Linked DNA regions of Homo sapiens: region 2 is linked to region 1. Evidence: chromatin loops called from intact Hi-C (ENCODE). Cell type or tissue: PC-3. All regions are shown on one strand.

The links. Peaks named below come from ENCODE experiments on the same cell type or tissue, not always from the same donor. Only the 100,000 strongest peaks of a DNase experiment are listed, where the experiment ranks them.
Region 2: it touches region 1 in a loop (2.1-fold over the local background); 1 of 110 quality-filtered maps calls a loop at or near these places.

The regions. Positions count from the first base shown.
Region 1 is chr9:26,172,054-26,180,053 of GRCh38, reverse strand. No RefSeq gene overlaps it. Among named protein-coding and RNA genes, the nearest start is that of LINC03106, 110 kb to the right of the region's middle. In PC-3, no CTCF peak of the experiment used is centred here; DNase peaks (open chromatin) are centred at 4,583 and 6,093; H3K27ac peaks cover 2,987 bases.
Region 2 is chr9:26,081,477-26,089,476 of GRCh38, reverse strand. All of the region lies in intron 1 of LINC03106 (long intergenic non-protein coding RNA 3106), which reads right to left. Among named protein-coding and RNA genes, the nearest start is that of LINC03106, 19 kb to the right of the region's middle. In PC-3, no CTCF peak of the experiment used is centred here; no DNase peak of the experiment used is centred here; H3K27ac peaks cover 358 bases.

The DNA of each region.
Region 1 (8,000 bases):
CTTGTTTCAATGAATACAACACAGTTAGGATTAAACAGGAAGCTATTTCTTTGGTCAAATATCACGTAAAGTAGTTGGTTTGTGTTAGTGATCATATTGTGACTGTATATATAATCTTTAAACATTTGAAAACATTCAGCAGGTGAATTGTTCTGTCATTAAGAGGCAGAATTATATCTCCATTTTATTTTCATCCCAGAACATTCACTATTTAAACTGATCTTGTTCCCTTTCTCCCTTTTCCCCACTTCTGGTTATTCACTGCTGCATAATAAATTGCTGTGTCACTAGTCCAGAGTCAAAGGTAGGGAAATTAGACTTCAGCTCTCAATTGGAAGAATATTAAGTATTTGTTATCACCCCTAAACTATCACATTCTGTTTTCCATTTCTTCTACGTTCCTTTCCTCCATTTATTTATCCTCAACTTAGTAGCTTAAAACATAATTTATTTTGTTCATTATTTTCCCAGTCAGAAATACGAGAAAGGTTTTGCTGGACCAGTTGATACTTATATGTTATGTCCAGAAATCTCCCCAAATTCATAATGCAAACTTTTTTTGTTCCCATGCTATGGCAAGCAACCATGTTGCCAAATTTTTTGTCACTACATGATCAGGATTCCTTTTTCTTTGGTATACAATAATATTTTCCTCATTGTCCTTCAAGTCTTCACCAGCAGACTCTTTGGAGTCCTTCCAATTTTTACCAGCTGCCTCATCTTCCAGTTTGTACCAGCCAGCAGCCAAGGCTACATATTTTAGTTTTCTATTATGGTAACTATTCACTTCCAGGTATTGGATTCTGTACCATTTATTTATGGCCATGTAACAAATTACTCCCAAACTAAGTATCTTCAAACAATAAGTTTACTTTGCTTCCAATTTTGTGGATCAAGAAGTCTAGAAGGTGTTGTCTGGGCAGATTATCTTATATCTACAGGGTGTCAGGTTCCAAGACTACTTCTTTACTCACAACTTGTTGCCTGAACTGGGATGTCTGACAGCTGATGCTGGCTGTTGACCAGGAGCTCAGCTAGGGCTGCTGACCAGAGTGTTCATATGTAAACTCTCCATGTGGCTTATGATTCAAGATGGAGCATGGGTTCCCACAGGGAGCATCCTAAGAAGAAATGCACTTGTTTCCTATGGCTACCATAACACATTTCCAAAAACCAGGCAGTGTAAACACATTTCCAGAAACTGGGCAGTGTAAAATGACACGAATTTATTCTCTTACAGTTTTGGAGGCTAGAAGTCTGAAATCAAGGTGTCTATGGAGCGATGTTCCCTTTGAAGTCCCTAGGAAAGAATTCTTTCTTGTCTCTTCCTAACTTTGGTGGCTCCTGAAAATCTTTAGCAGTCCTTGGCTTGCGGCTGCAACACTCTAATTTCTGCCACTGTCTTTACATTCCTGTCTCCCCTGTGTGTGTATCTTTGTGTATCCAAATGTCTCTCCCCATATAAGGATATCAGTCATTGAATTTAGGGCCCTTCTTACTTAATCCAATACAACTTCATCTCAACTTGATTATAAGTGCAAAAACCCAACTTTCCAATAAGTTAACATTCACAGGGACTGGGGGCTAAAACTTCAACATATCGGCCGGGTGCAGTGGCTCATGCCTGTAATCCCAGCACTTTGGGAGGCTGAGGTGGGCGGATCACAAGGTCAGGAGATTGAGACCATCCTGGCCAACATGGTGAAACCCCATCTCTACTAAAATACAAAGTTAGCCAGGCGTGGTGATGTGCGCCTGTAGTACCAGCTACTCGGGAGGCTGAGGCAGGGGGATCACTTGAACCTGGGCGGTGGAGGTTGCAGTGAGCCGAGATTGTGCCACTGCACTCCAGCCTGGGCAACAGAGCGAGACTTCTTCTTTAAAAAAAAAAAAAAAAAAACAAAAAACAACAACAAAAAAAAACTTCAACATATCTTCTGGGGACAGAAGTTTACCCACAACATTAAGTGATATAAAAGGCCTGAACTGAAGCTGCAAGGCTTTATATAACCAATTACCCTTGAAGGTCTAGACTGTCACTTCTGCTACATTCTATTTATCAAGAAAGTCTCTACTTTTTGTTCAAATTCAAGTGTAAGAAAATTAGATTTTATATCTCCATGAGAGGAGGGCTGAAGAATTACCACTGTTTCACACCTATTTTGCTCCCTTTTTACTTTTTCCTATTCTTTTTTCTTTTTCTCTATCTCTCTCTCTCTGGTGTACTTTAATTCTTTAAGTTAAATGCATTTATTATGCAGCTCCCCTAAAAGACTGATAAAAACATTTGAAAAAATCCTTTTTGTTTTAGAATATTTCTATGATTTTTAATCAAAAGTTTTCCTGAGAGTTTGTGGGGTATATTACTGTGTGTATGAGACAGGCGGTGGGAGGAAGGGAGAAAGAGAGAGAGAGAAAGAGACAGACAGACAGAGAGACAGAGGAAGGTAAGGTAGAATGGGGAAAGAAAAGTTTGTGTAGTAAAAGCATTAAAATGAATAGCCTGTGCTGGATCCTCCCACAGATCCCCACGATTGATGAAATGCCTTCTCACCAAATACCAAGTACAAGCATTCTTTCTATTTCTAGAAGTTGATCTGCTCTTTACTCAGAATAGCCTAGATCAGGTAGAAATTGAATAGTTTCTAGAGCTCCCATTTAAGAGATCATGGAACAGATTTATTGAAAAGGAAAGGAACCTGTGCTGTCTCCAGAAGAAATCCTGTTTGGAAACAATTGGGACACTGCATGCATTTGCCTTATGATGTCTCTGATATGTTACTGTTTTGAGGTTCTAAAATATTGAATGTATAACTCTTCCATTTCTGGCACTTGGCTGCCACATTAGGATTTCTTTCTCAAACAGGTACCTCCAGAGAACATACAGTTATGCGCATTTTGAATAAAAAGCTATTTGTCTTTCATGTGACAAATGAATCACTTGGATCATTTTTCTTTGTAATTGTAAAAAGGTAGAATTATTTTTCAAAAATGTTTATTGTTTTTACTACCAAGATGCTCTTTCCCTGGCCCTTCTCTACTTCGCTTCTTCCCAAAGAAGGGCTATATTTTCTGCCCACTGATGTCACACTTGGCCACTTGACTTGCTTCAACCATATAAACTGAGTGCAAGGGGTCTGTGTCACTCCTGAGTGCAAACTGCAGGAGCCATCATATGGTTCTGTTATCACTCTGCCAGAGACTGGCATGTCCCAGCAGGAGGATCTGCATCTTGGGATGATGGAGCAGAGCCCATGTCACTTCACAATGACAATACAATATGAGCCAGAAAAAAACTTTGAGTGTTTTAAGTCCCTGAAATATTCATATTGTCTGTGGCTGTAGCATAACTCAAAATGGCTGACACATTGTCTATGAACATAAAAACTTCCCTGGGAAATGGAATATGTGCTTTCTCAAAGGGGCAGAGCCTGTCCATTTCTGTATGGCTCTGAGAAGATATCTATGGATACACAGAACTTGATATTCCATTCACCTGGATCTTGGAGTGAGGTAGTTGGGTTCAATGATTATATTATTGAGATCTTCAGTTTATTTGATTTCCATTTTTATCTGTGTGACATTGAGCAAATCAAGCAAATTACCAAATTTCTTAAGCATCCGTCACCTCACCTAGAAAATAGAGGTGGTAATGCATTGCCTCATGGGATTATTGAGAGAATTTAATAATCTAAAGCAGTGGTCCTCAGTGGAGGCAATTTTGCCACCAGGGGAAATGTGAAAATGACAGGAGGCATTTCTGATTGCTTCAACGGAGCAGAGAGTACTACTGTCATCTAGAGGGTAGAGGCCTGGGATGCTGTAAAACATTCCACAATCCACAGGACTCTCCCCCCACAATAAATCACTTTCTGGCTCCAAATATTAAGAGTTCTGCAACTGAGAAACCCTGAGATAAAGCAAAGTGCTTACTTACCTACCCCAAGTTTGGGCACTCGGTGAGAGAAAAATGTTTGTCATATACAATATTATTTAATGGGCTTAAATAACAGCCTGATCATATTTTGCAATTATGAGTTTATTCATCAACCCCAATTTTTTAAGTTTACCATCAATATCTGTGTTTGACTACAAATATATAATTATAGAAAAATGATCAGTCTTTGAGATAGTTTGGCAGTGGCATTCTGTAAATCCAACAGTGGTTATACCAGTAGTAAAATAGAAGATGCTTATAATTCTCTCAAGTTTCATAGAATTTTTTATGATATACTTCAATTTCTGATAATTATTGTGGGCATACAATGTATTTTAGACAGGGTTTATAAAACCATATGCATTTAAAATATTATATAAATATGTAGTGCATAAAAATAAACTGCCTGAATAATAAATATATTTACCCAAAAAGTAAATAAAACAGCTCATAAGAAGCTGTTCCAATTATTTAGGTAAATACTACCTTCTGTGTTTGACTTTCTTTCATTGCTTTGAGTCATGGGAATAAAACCAAAATACTTTCTTGCAATGAAATTGGGAAATGACATCACCTAAAGCATCCCAAAAATCTAATATAAAAGTGTCATTATCCTAACTCTCTCCCTTTGTCAGTGCCCAAGGGCATTCCAGAATTGCTTCAGAAGTCTGATTTTCCTCACAAGAAACTCTACTGTAGCTGATAATTAAGAACAGGAATGAATTGTGTGGAAAGCTGTTGGTCTTTATAGAAAGACTGGCAGATACTTGGGTTCTAGTGTTGGTAACTAACCTTCTAGTGATCTTGAAATATTCATTTTCTGGCCAGATGCGGTGTCTCAAGCCTGTAATCCGAGCACTTTGGGAGGCCAAGGCAGACAGATCACTTGAGGCCAGGAGTTCTAGAGCAGCCTGGCCAACGTGGTAAAACTCTGTCTCTACTAAAAACACAAAAATTAGCTGGGTGTGGTGATGTGTGCCTGTTAATCCCAGCTAATCTGGAGGCTGAGGCAGGAAAATCGCTTGAACTGGGGAGGCAGAGGCTGCAGTGAGCTGAGATTGTGCCACTGCACTCCAGCCTGGACAACAGAGCAAGACTCTGTCTTAAATAAAATAAAATAAAATAAAATAAAATAAAATAAAATAAATAAAAAATAATAATAAGGCCTGATGTGGTGGCTCATGCCTGTAATCCCAGCACTTTGGGAGCCCGAGGTGGGCAGATCACGAGGTCAAGAGATCGGGACCATCCTGGCCAACATGGTGAAACCCCGTCTCTGCTAAAAATACAAAAATTAGCTGGGCGTGGTGGTGGAAAAATAAACACTCATTTTCTAGGCATGAATTTACTCATTTCTAAGATGAGTGTATAGAATTAGATCTTGTCTGTTTCTTTCCAGCAATAAATTATATGAATTCATGTCTCCACTTGCTCTATTTTACATACATATCTTTTAAGCTTCATAGGAACACTGTCCTTGTTTTGAATGGCATTTAAATGAAAACAAGCCTTCTAAAGAGAGTCTTAGCATTGCTTTCCCTCTTTGAGCCTTGTTTTGCTTTTAGGTTGTAGCTGGCTGGGATTTGTTTTTGTTTTTGTTTTCTTTTAATTTAAAAATCTAGCAGAAGGCTAGTCTTTATCATTGAAAAATAAAAAATAAAACTATTCTCATAAATGTTTTAATTAGCAAACAATAATAGCAATAATAATAGCTATCACATTCTGGTAACATGCTATGTGCCAAGCTTTGTGCTATATTTTGCATACATTATCTCAGTTACTTATCAAAATAACCCAGAGATAGAGACATTATTACTTATTTTACCTGTGAGTTAACTAAGATTTAGAAAAAAATTCAAGGTCACATAATATGTGTGACTCTCATAAAGACTGTCAAGCCAAAGCATGCTTTTAACCTCCATGCCTTAAATCTGAAACACCGTTAGTTGACATCTCTCACTGAAAATAATCACAACATCGACTTCTTAGAAAGATAAGATACATTTGTCTTTCCTGAATATATGATTTGCTTTTGCTGTTTTGTGGAGATGTTCCTTGTTCTTTGTATGTGTCTTCTCATGTGTGTCTCTGTACTCACATTGCTAGCTGTGCGGTCTTTGTCTCCCTTCCTCTCATGCCAGCTAGTGGCATGATGGAGAGACTGTGGTCTAGACTGAGGATTATGACAGCATACAAAACTGACTCAACACTTACAGGTAAATAAAATGAGCAGTGGTTTCCTTTATTTATTTCTGTTATCCACTACATAGATTCCATGTGGATTTAAGAAACTCAAATTCAAGTAGAAATATCTATTAATAGCTATTAACCAATCATGCATCTCATGTCTTAGGAGATTCTATCCTGTAGATAAAATGAGGAAATCATTTATTGACTGCCTTTTTGGGAAATAACTCTATGGTCTCTAGAAGACATCTTCGTTTACTTCAAGTGCCATGGCTTTGAGTTTCATTCAGGAAGATGGTCCAAAATATGAGAATGTGTTTATTCTTTTAAGATATGTAAATTGTTTATATCAATATCAACTTATCCTTTTTGGGAGAGAAATACATAAGTAGTACTTCACTTTCATTAGTTATTTAACATTCAAAATCTCTCAAGTCATTTAACCAGGTGCAATGGCTCATGCCTATAATCCCAGCACTTTAGGAGGCTGAGGCAGGAGGATTGCTTGGGCCCAGGAGTTCAAGACCATCCTAGGCACACAGTGAGACCTCAATCTCTACAAAAAAGAAAAAAAAAATTAGCCTGATGTGGTGGCATGTGCTTGTGGTCCAGCTACTTAGAAGTCTGAGTGGGGAGGATCTCTTGAGCCCAGGAAGTTGAGGCTACAGTGAGCAGTGATCGTACCACTGCACTCCAGCCTGGGCAACGGAGTGAGACCCTGTCTCAAAAAAAAAAAAAAAAAAAAAAAAAGTTATTTAGGGCATCCCAAATATATTCGAGGATATTTCTATTTATACCTTAAAAACAACATACCATGTTCCACTTTTTCATGAATTGTTGTTTAAACCACATAACAGCCCTCTGACTAGAGTACTACTATTATCACTATCTTACAGATGAGAAGACCAAGGCTTAGAAAATTTAATAAAATTTAATAACTTCCTCAGTGTCCCACTAGTACATCCAGGACTCAGGGTTAGGGAACATGATTGTACTGCCAATGCCCTTGACTATTATTTCACCTCACTAGGCAAAAGGAAATCATATTCAACCACCACCCCAAATTCTTCCATCCTGAAAATTCTAAAGTCTTGCCAAGAAGAAATTTGTTACTCAAACATTTGTTTAGTTTTCAGAGTTCTAATCTGAGCAACTTACACAAAATTACTTGAATAATACTTAGTTGTAAATCTGTATCTGTGTGTAAAGGCTGGCTTCATGACAATGACTTCTTCTATTCCATATAGGTATCTCCATGACTTCCATGAACACTTTTTGCTGTAAGTTAAATATGCAAACTTAACTGGATTCGAAAATGCAGCTCTGATCTGACTTTCATTATTATGAGTTGTGGCAATTTTGCAATTAGAATAGAGCAGATAGATTGTGCCTACAGGACTAACAAAAGGTGAGTCAGGTTTTCATAGGCTGGCTTGGAACTGGAACAGACTAGTCCTGGCACAGCTCAAATTAGATATCATCAGAACTCCTATTGTGTGTACCTTGCTCTTATCTAGTTTCTTAAATTGCAGTGAGAAGGAATTAGTTACATTGTTCTTAAAAAAATTAAAGAAGAAATTAACCAACAATTGTGCTGAAATCTCATGAACGCAAGATGGAATCTGTTTACTGTGCAGCGTTTGGCAGCTTAAACTTTGTAATTTGTATCCCTTTCTGTTATTGAATTTATAGCTGAGTTCCTGGATTCTTTTCTGTCTTATGGTGTCTATATATATATTTTGTTCTGTGATTAATATAAAATGTTTTCTTTCAGTTTCTGTTATTTAATTTAGTGAAGTCCTTTAGGATATGGTTTATAAGTTGGTCATTTTTATCCTTCAAAAGTGGGAACATTTCTGTTGAATCTTAGTAAATT
Region 2 (8,000 bases), 91 kb after region 1:
GGAGAGTTGTAATCTCTTTCAGTCTATGAATATAGTACACTGAATTTAGACTATTTAGATTACAGTTGATATGGGATAGAGATGGAATTACATTAAGATTTTTATAATCATAATGGTTGTGCACTGACTATATATTTCATAATGTAATGAATATAATAACATTTATCCTAACAATAGAACACATATGAAATATCATGGTATGTACTTAATACAGAGAATATTAGTTTAGCTCAAAATATCTGATAAGGACATATTAATTCATGATGTAATTAAGAAAGTTATTCAAGTATAATGATTTCAACTTTCTAAACATTCTGAAATAGAAATATAACATCCCAAGCTATTTAAAATGTAATTTAGAGAATTATTGTGTCTTTTTCTCAGTAAGGAAATACACATACACATTTATTATTCATCTTCAAGAAGGTCAATTGACATGTCTGAACTTGTAAGTCATTCAATGAAAGACAATATAATAAAGTAACTTTTTTATATTGGGCTATGATCAAGTCTTAAAATTAATTCCTATTTTTTCCATAGATAGAACATCATGGGAATTCTTGAAGGATGCCAGAACTAATAACCATTCTGGTAATTCATGAAACAAAAGCAATATATGATTTTATTCTCATTAAATCTTGTACTAGAGTAATTGAAATGACATTGAGCAGCAATTAGCCCAATAGCTCCTAGGAATACCTAAAGAAAAGATGCAGAGTAAATGTTCTTCAGGCATGAAGGGTAAGTGGGAAGGCTAAAAGTGGCAGTAGATATTTCAGAAATGAAAAAAAGTTTAAAGTTTTGGCTCAAGGGCAGTTTGAAGTTATAATGAGTCATAAAAAGTCTGATGCCATGTGTATACAAGTATTTTTTCATATAATAACTGTGTTGGTGTTGGAAGAATTTCTTAGACATTTTCAGCATATAATCGTGATGTTCAAACTGTAGCTTACACTATTTTAACTCATAGATTTTAGTAGACACATTTGACTTAAGAAGGTAATGAAATTACATTCCATTTGGTGGTTTTGGTCTTAATTTACTAAGTGAGACCCTACCAGATTAAGAGTTAACGTTGCTTCTTTCTTCTAAAATAGATTCTAAAACTTGTTAAATGGGGGCCAGTAGTAAGGACAAAATAGAGAAACAGAAAATCCTAGCTTCTTAATATTGTTCTTCCTCTTATTTAACCCAAGCACTCCATTAAACACTTTCAGATCTTCTGCATCCTTATTTTTTCTGTCCCTGAAATCTTTACTAAAACCTGCTTTCTGGAATAAATCAGATAGTAGTGATTTAAAGCAGTGTCTGCATGAAGACAAACTGGGTACAAGGTAGTAACATTTACGTATCCTTTCGGAATCCATCCAAATACGCTTTTATATGTCTATGCATTAAATGTCAGTAGAAAATTAAGTCCTTGTGTTTTCTGCCAAAGAATATTTGTATTTCATTATGCCTGCTGAATAAAAAGTTTTATTCTTTATAGAAAGAAATTTATTGACCATTAATGAAAGCAGTCCAGTATTTGCTTCCTGTTACTCACAAAGTTAGACCAAATGTTGACGCTCTTCACTTGTGCTTTTTTATCTAATCTAAGTTTCTTCTATCAGCAAATAAAGTACAGATTTTTGTTGCCCCCTCTTTTCTTCTTTCATAAACTATAGGAGAGTTTATAAAACTCTTATCTTTTTCCATATTCTATCAAAGACATAAAGACTCATTTATTGCCTTAAACTGTGGTAGATAGGGCATTGAAAATTGATGCCGAGGCAGTGGATGAATTTTGCAGCATGAATGGAGTATTTTGGGCAGACTCTGGTAATCCAACCAATATTTTAAGTGAAAACATTGGTTATCATAGGAAAGATATAGCTGTATTGATTTACTTTATAGGACAGTATGGTCAGAGCCACAAAACCATATACCCATCTTTAGAGCAAACATACATTCTGTTTATTCCTCTTCATTGCTGTTATTGGAAGGATTGTTCTGTGGTCTTGATATATTTTTCACATTTAATCTTTCTAACTGGTTTACATAATGGTTATCCTCTGCTTCACTGCACTTTAGTGTTTTGGTTTTACTATAGGGTATATAGCTTTATTGAAGAAGACATGGAAGGTTTAATAATTAAAAAGGAGATTAAAACAAAATGGAAGAAAACTTTTCATTGAATTTCTGAGTAGTTTATGGAACCCATGTTATGGAAGATTATGAATGGCATTTCATTCTCCATGAGCGCTAATTATTCTACCTTCAGATAATTTTTTTGTGCTTTCTCACTTTCCAGGAATCCTTAAAATAAACCATTGTCATCTAAGATAGTATGAGCCCCCTGTTTCCTTGTAATCTGACAGACAGAACTAAATGCAATGATGCTTCCTTCATACTTATTTTCTGTCAACTTCCCCTCCCACTGGACAAAAGTTATCTACCTTCAATTGTAAATTGTCAATTGTATATTCACGAACCTGAAAATTTTCTGTATTCAGAAAACTGGGTTATGTTATTTGAAGGCAATGGGTACAAGTATATGCTTCCTTGGATGCTTCGATGACACTGAATATTCTGCATCTTTCTGAGACTTCTATGTTCATTTTTTTTCCTTTTTCTTTTTTTTTTTTTTTTTTTTTTGAGATGGAGTCTTATTCTATCATCCAGGCTGGAGTGCAGTGGTGCAATTACAGCTCACTACAGCCTCAACCTCCCAGGCTCAGGTAGTCCCAAGTAGTTGGGACTGCAGGTAGGCACCACCACAACCAGCTAATTCTTTGTTTTTGTTTTGCTTTTTGTAGCAAAGAGGTTTCACCATTTGCCAGAGCTGGTCTCAAACTCCTGGGCCCAAGCTATCTACCACCTCAGCCTCCCAAAGTGCTAGGATTAAGGGTTTGAGCCACCCTGCCTGACCTTCTTTGTTAATTACTCAGTATCTTGAAAACGTAGGGTTAAACAACTTGAGTTGTCACCCTCTTATCATATCTTTGATATTGTCTTCTAGCTGCTACTTGAATGCCTCTAGTGAGGGAAGATCACTTTTTAAGAGGTAGATGATGATAATTTGTTTCCTTCACTAGTTCTGGGCACTCTAGAAACTGAAAAGAAATCCACTCCCTCTTTGACATGGAGAGCCTCAACTATTTGGAAAATGTTTTCAGTTTATCTGAAGTGTTTTTTAAAGCAATGTCTTCAGTTCTTTTCATTAATTTCACTTAAGAATATGTGAATACTGATTTATTTTTAATGGCATTTATTTGTATTTCGATGTCTTCTTGTCTGTTAATAGTCCTGTTAAATGTGGTACCTGGTTTGATATCTTTAAAGACAGAAAGGAAGCTAACACTGAGTTCCAATGACACATCAAGCATTGTATGCTTTATATACGTCATTTTATGAACTCTTTTTTTTTTAAATAGGGGACGCACCATGGTTCATGGGGGTACAACTTACATTTAGTAAAATGCATTAATCTAAAATGTGCAGCTCAATAAATTTTTACATCCTGGTAATCACTACCCAGATCCAAATATAGACTATTTCCAGCCTATCTGAAATTTCCTAGTGCTTCCTCCCAATCAAGGCCCATCACCCCAAAGGTAACAATAATTCTGATCTTGATCACCAGAGTAAGCGTTGTCTATTTTTGAACTTCATATAAAAGAATCATACAGTATGGACCCTTTAGTGTATTTTTTATTATTATTTTTATCAGTTTTTTTAATAATGTACTTTTGCTGGCAGCACATGCTTTAACCTTTGGCTTAGGTGAAAATTCTTTCCATCAGCTCATTTGAAAGATAATTAGGTTGTATATAGAATTATGGGTTTGTAGAAACCTGTATCTATTAAATGATCTCATTGTTTTCTGTTCTTTATAGTTTCTTATGAGAAGTTAGCTGTAATTAATATTATCATGTGTCTTTTTCCTCTGGCCATTTTCAAGATCTTTTGAATAATTTTTGGTTTCCTACCTATTGACCTTAATGCATCTGGGGATGCTTATCCTTATTGTTATCCTACTTGGGGTTTGCTGAATTTCCTTGATATGCAGTTTGTGTTTCATCCAATTTGATACATGTTTATCCATTCTTTTTAAAAATATATTTTCTGTCTCATTTGCACTTTATATATCTTTGTGGAATTACAATTCCACGTATATTATTTAGTTTAATGTTGTCCTATAGGTCACTGAAGTTCTGTTCTCTTTGTATTTTTATTTATTTTCCTCTCTGCTCTTCAGATAGGATGATTTATGTTTACATGTCTTCAGGTTCACTGAGCATCTTTTCTGTTGTCTCCAAGTTTTTACGAATTTAATTCAGAAATTTATCTATTTCAGATATTATCCTTTTAAATACTAGAATTTGAGTTGTGTTCTTTTTTATTATTTTGTTTTAGAATATAAATTCTCTTGAGATTTGTTTGTGTTGATTGCTTTTTCTCTTGACTGTGGTATATGTAGTTTCCATCAGTAAAACTCTAAGGTAATATCCAAGCCACTCTAACTTGGTGATATGCAAGTTCCAGACAAAGTCTTCTGTAATGGATGACAACTGAAGCTTATGTCCAGATTCAACTGGGGTCCTTAGATTCTTTTTCCACATATAATTCAAGGGTCTTTCAATTATTTGAGGGATTTCTAGGAGAGTTAGGCTTGCTCCCCAACTCTCAGATCACTCTTCCTAGAATTTAATACCTCAATTGCTAGCTTCTTTTGTGGCCTGAACTCAGTACTTTGACCTCTCAAGTCAATAAGACTGTAAGTTTCCTTTTGAGTGCAAAGGACCCCTTATTATGTAGTTTGTTGAGTGCTTTAAAGAGAAAGGCTGAATTAGTGTAGCTCTCACCTTGTGCAATTTACTTCTAGGAAAGACTGAATTTCCTGTACTTTCTCCCTGATATTCTTTGCTTCCCAGTGCCTTTAAAGAGTTATACATGTGTTAATATTTGTCCAGAGTTTACAATCACTATTTGTTAGTGGATTTGTCCAACATCAGCTACATTGAATTTAGAACCAGAATCTTAAGATGTGGAGTTTTAATTATCTTGGGTAAGTAAAACCAGACTTTGGGCCTATGAGATAGGCCTAGACTTTCCCCACAGCATCTGAAACTGCCCTATTGTGCTGTAGGCATCAATAAATGTTGGCTGATTTAAAGTTAATTAAATCTGAGCAATTGAGCAATATTGGAGAAAATGATACCACAAAGCAGATTGATAATCACTATAAATTGATGATCACTTGCTTCAAGTATGTCCAAAACATTGCCTGACAATTTCACTATACTTCTTGTTTTCAATTCATTCTCTCATTTTTATAATAATAATTTCAAACTTTCCCATGCTCCTTAGGTCTCTAGCAATCTTTCCCTATAAAGCCCACTGTCCCCATCACTATTACTATATAACTTTGCTTTTTGCTGTATAGCGATTAATAATATCATCAGAAATAAGTGCTTTCAGCTTTTTGGCAGCAACCCTACAACTTACATGTATCTGTCTGCAACACAAAAGGTGATTGGAACAGTGATTGGCACATAATAAGCATTAAGTAATAGCAGTCGTCTTTACCATACCATCATGGTAGCATTATTATATGTATCAATGTTTTCATTATTGTATATATTTTATATTGTTATCTAACATCTTTTTCTCAATTCCTTCACTTGTATCTCCAACCGTATTCTCTCTTGAGTGCTCAGACATTTTATATTATCATTTGACCTTCTCCTCTCTCTTATGTTCAATTGGATTGTTATAATCTGTATATGTATGTATGTAAGTATTATCATGTATCATCTCTTCAAACAAGTTTATTCTATTAAAAAAAAAAACCCTTTCTTCTCTATGCACATCTTTTCAACCTAGGTCCTTTTTTTCCCTCTTCAGTGTTTCCCAAGGAAAATTCCTCAGTAAATTATCTGTACTTGAAGTCTATATTTTCTCACAGCTTACTCCCTCCATAACCCGATCTACTAAACTGACACTATCAAAACTTCTCTCCCTATGCCGACACATGACCTAAATTAATCATAGTCAATAAATATTTTATAGTTGTAGTATACTGTAAGAGACATATCATGGCTCTAAGATTAATGATAGTCATGAGGACAACCCAAGTGTCTCACTGGATTGACACTACATGTCACTTACAGTATCGTGCAACCCGTCCCTGGGATTTCCAACCCTGGCATGGGGATTTCAGGAGACCAGGCCACTTCAGGACAGGTGCAACTTTCATAAACCTTAAAAAGTTTACCCTTACAAGAAATGCTTAAATTCCATTTATGAAAGAAACACCTGGTAATGGACCCAGACTGAATACAGGTGTAAGAAAAGGGGACGAATCCCATAAACTCTTAGAATGGTCTCCAGATGGAGACACTTCAGTCACTGGGTCATCTGACCCCCTGACTGCATTCGGCTCATGCCACTGACCTGCTGCCGCTATTCATCTTGTGAAAGTGCTGCCAAAACAAACTGAACATGAGATGGTGCTTACATCACATCTTTGGCACAAATGAGATTGAAGGGGGGAAGTTGCTCCTGGGAAATCTGGTCAACTAGGACCACTGGAGACCCCTGAACATTACAAGTCTTTACCTTACTTGATCTCACAAAAAGCTTGGCCAGGCACGGTTGCTGGCGCCTGTAATCCCAGCACTTTGGGAGGCCGAGGCAGACAGATCATGAGGTCAGGAGATTGAGATCATCCTGGCCAATGTGGTGAAACTGCGTCTCTACTAAAAATACAAAAATTAGCTGGGTGTGGTGGTGCATGCCTCTAATCCCAGCTACTCGGGAGACTGAGGCCTAAGAATCGCCTGAACCAAGGAGGCAGAGGTTGCAGTGAGCCAAGATCATGCCACTGCACTCCAGCCTGGCGACAGAGCGAGACTCCGTCTCAAAAAAAAAAAACAAAAACACTTGACACAGGGAAGCACTCTACCTCTGAAAACCTAGTTTTCTCTTGGGTTCTGAAACATGAAACTTCTCTCTTCTTTCGTATTTATCTACGAATGCTTCTTATTTATTTTTCTTTCACACTAATAACATGTTAAATTCCTCCAGGTCCTCTTACTTTAAACCTGCTGCCTAGGCAATTTCATCTACACTATAGGCATTACCTGTCATCTACTTCACAATGATCTCTCCCCAGTTCTTTTCACTATTTCACTATATATATATACACACACACACACACATATACACACACACGTGTATTCACTATATATGTATATATATACATGTGTATATATGTGTGTATATATACATGTGTATATGTGTGTGTATATATACATGTGTATATATGGTGTATATATGTGTATATACATATATGTATATGTATATATACACGTGTATATTATATATGTATATATACACGTGTATATATGTATACACGTGTATATATGTATGTATGCACGTGTATATATGTATATATACACGTGTGTGTATATATACACACATATATACATATGTATATATATACATATATAGTGAATACACACACTATTTCACTGTATAGTGAATACACACACAATTTCACTACACATACACACACTACTCACACATAAACACTATACTACACATACACACACAATTTCACTATATAGTGAATACACATACACATTATATATATGTAGTGAAATAGTGAAAGGACTATATATATATGTGTGTGTGTGTGTGTGTGTGTGTGTATTCAACTTATTTAATCAAACCTCAACTGTGGGTTCCTGATACGGTTACCTAATTGCACACTCAACATCTCTATAAAGAAGTTTAAAACAAAACTTCAACATGTCCAAAAGTGACCTCATAACATTTTCCCCCCAAAATATTTTTCAGTTACTTCTGACTTATTTTTCATCCTAATGACCAAAATCAATCTACCATTGTCTTCTGTTAAATGTGTATTCCAAACAAATTCTCAAGTTTATACAGTTCTCTTCATCACCACCATTACCCCCATGGTTGTTAATACTACTTCATCTCTCTAACTA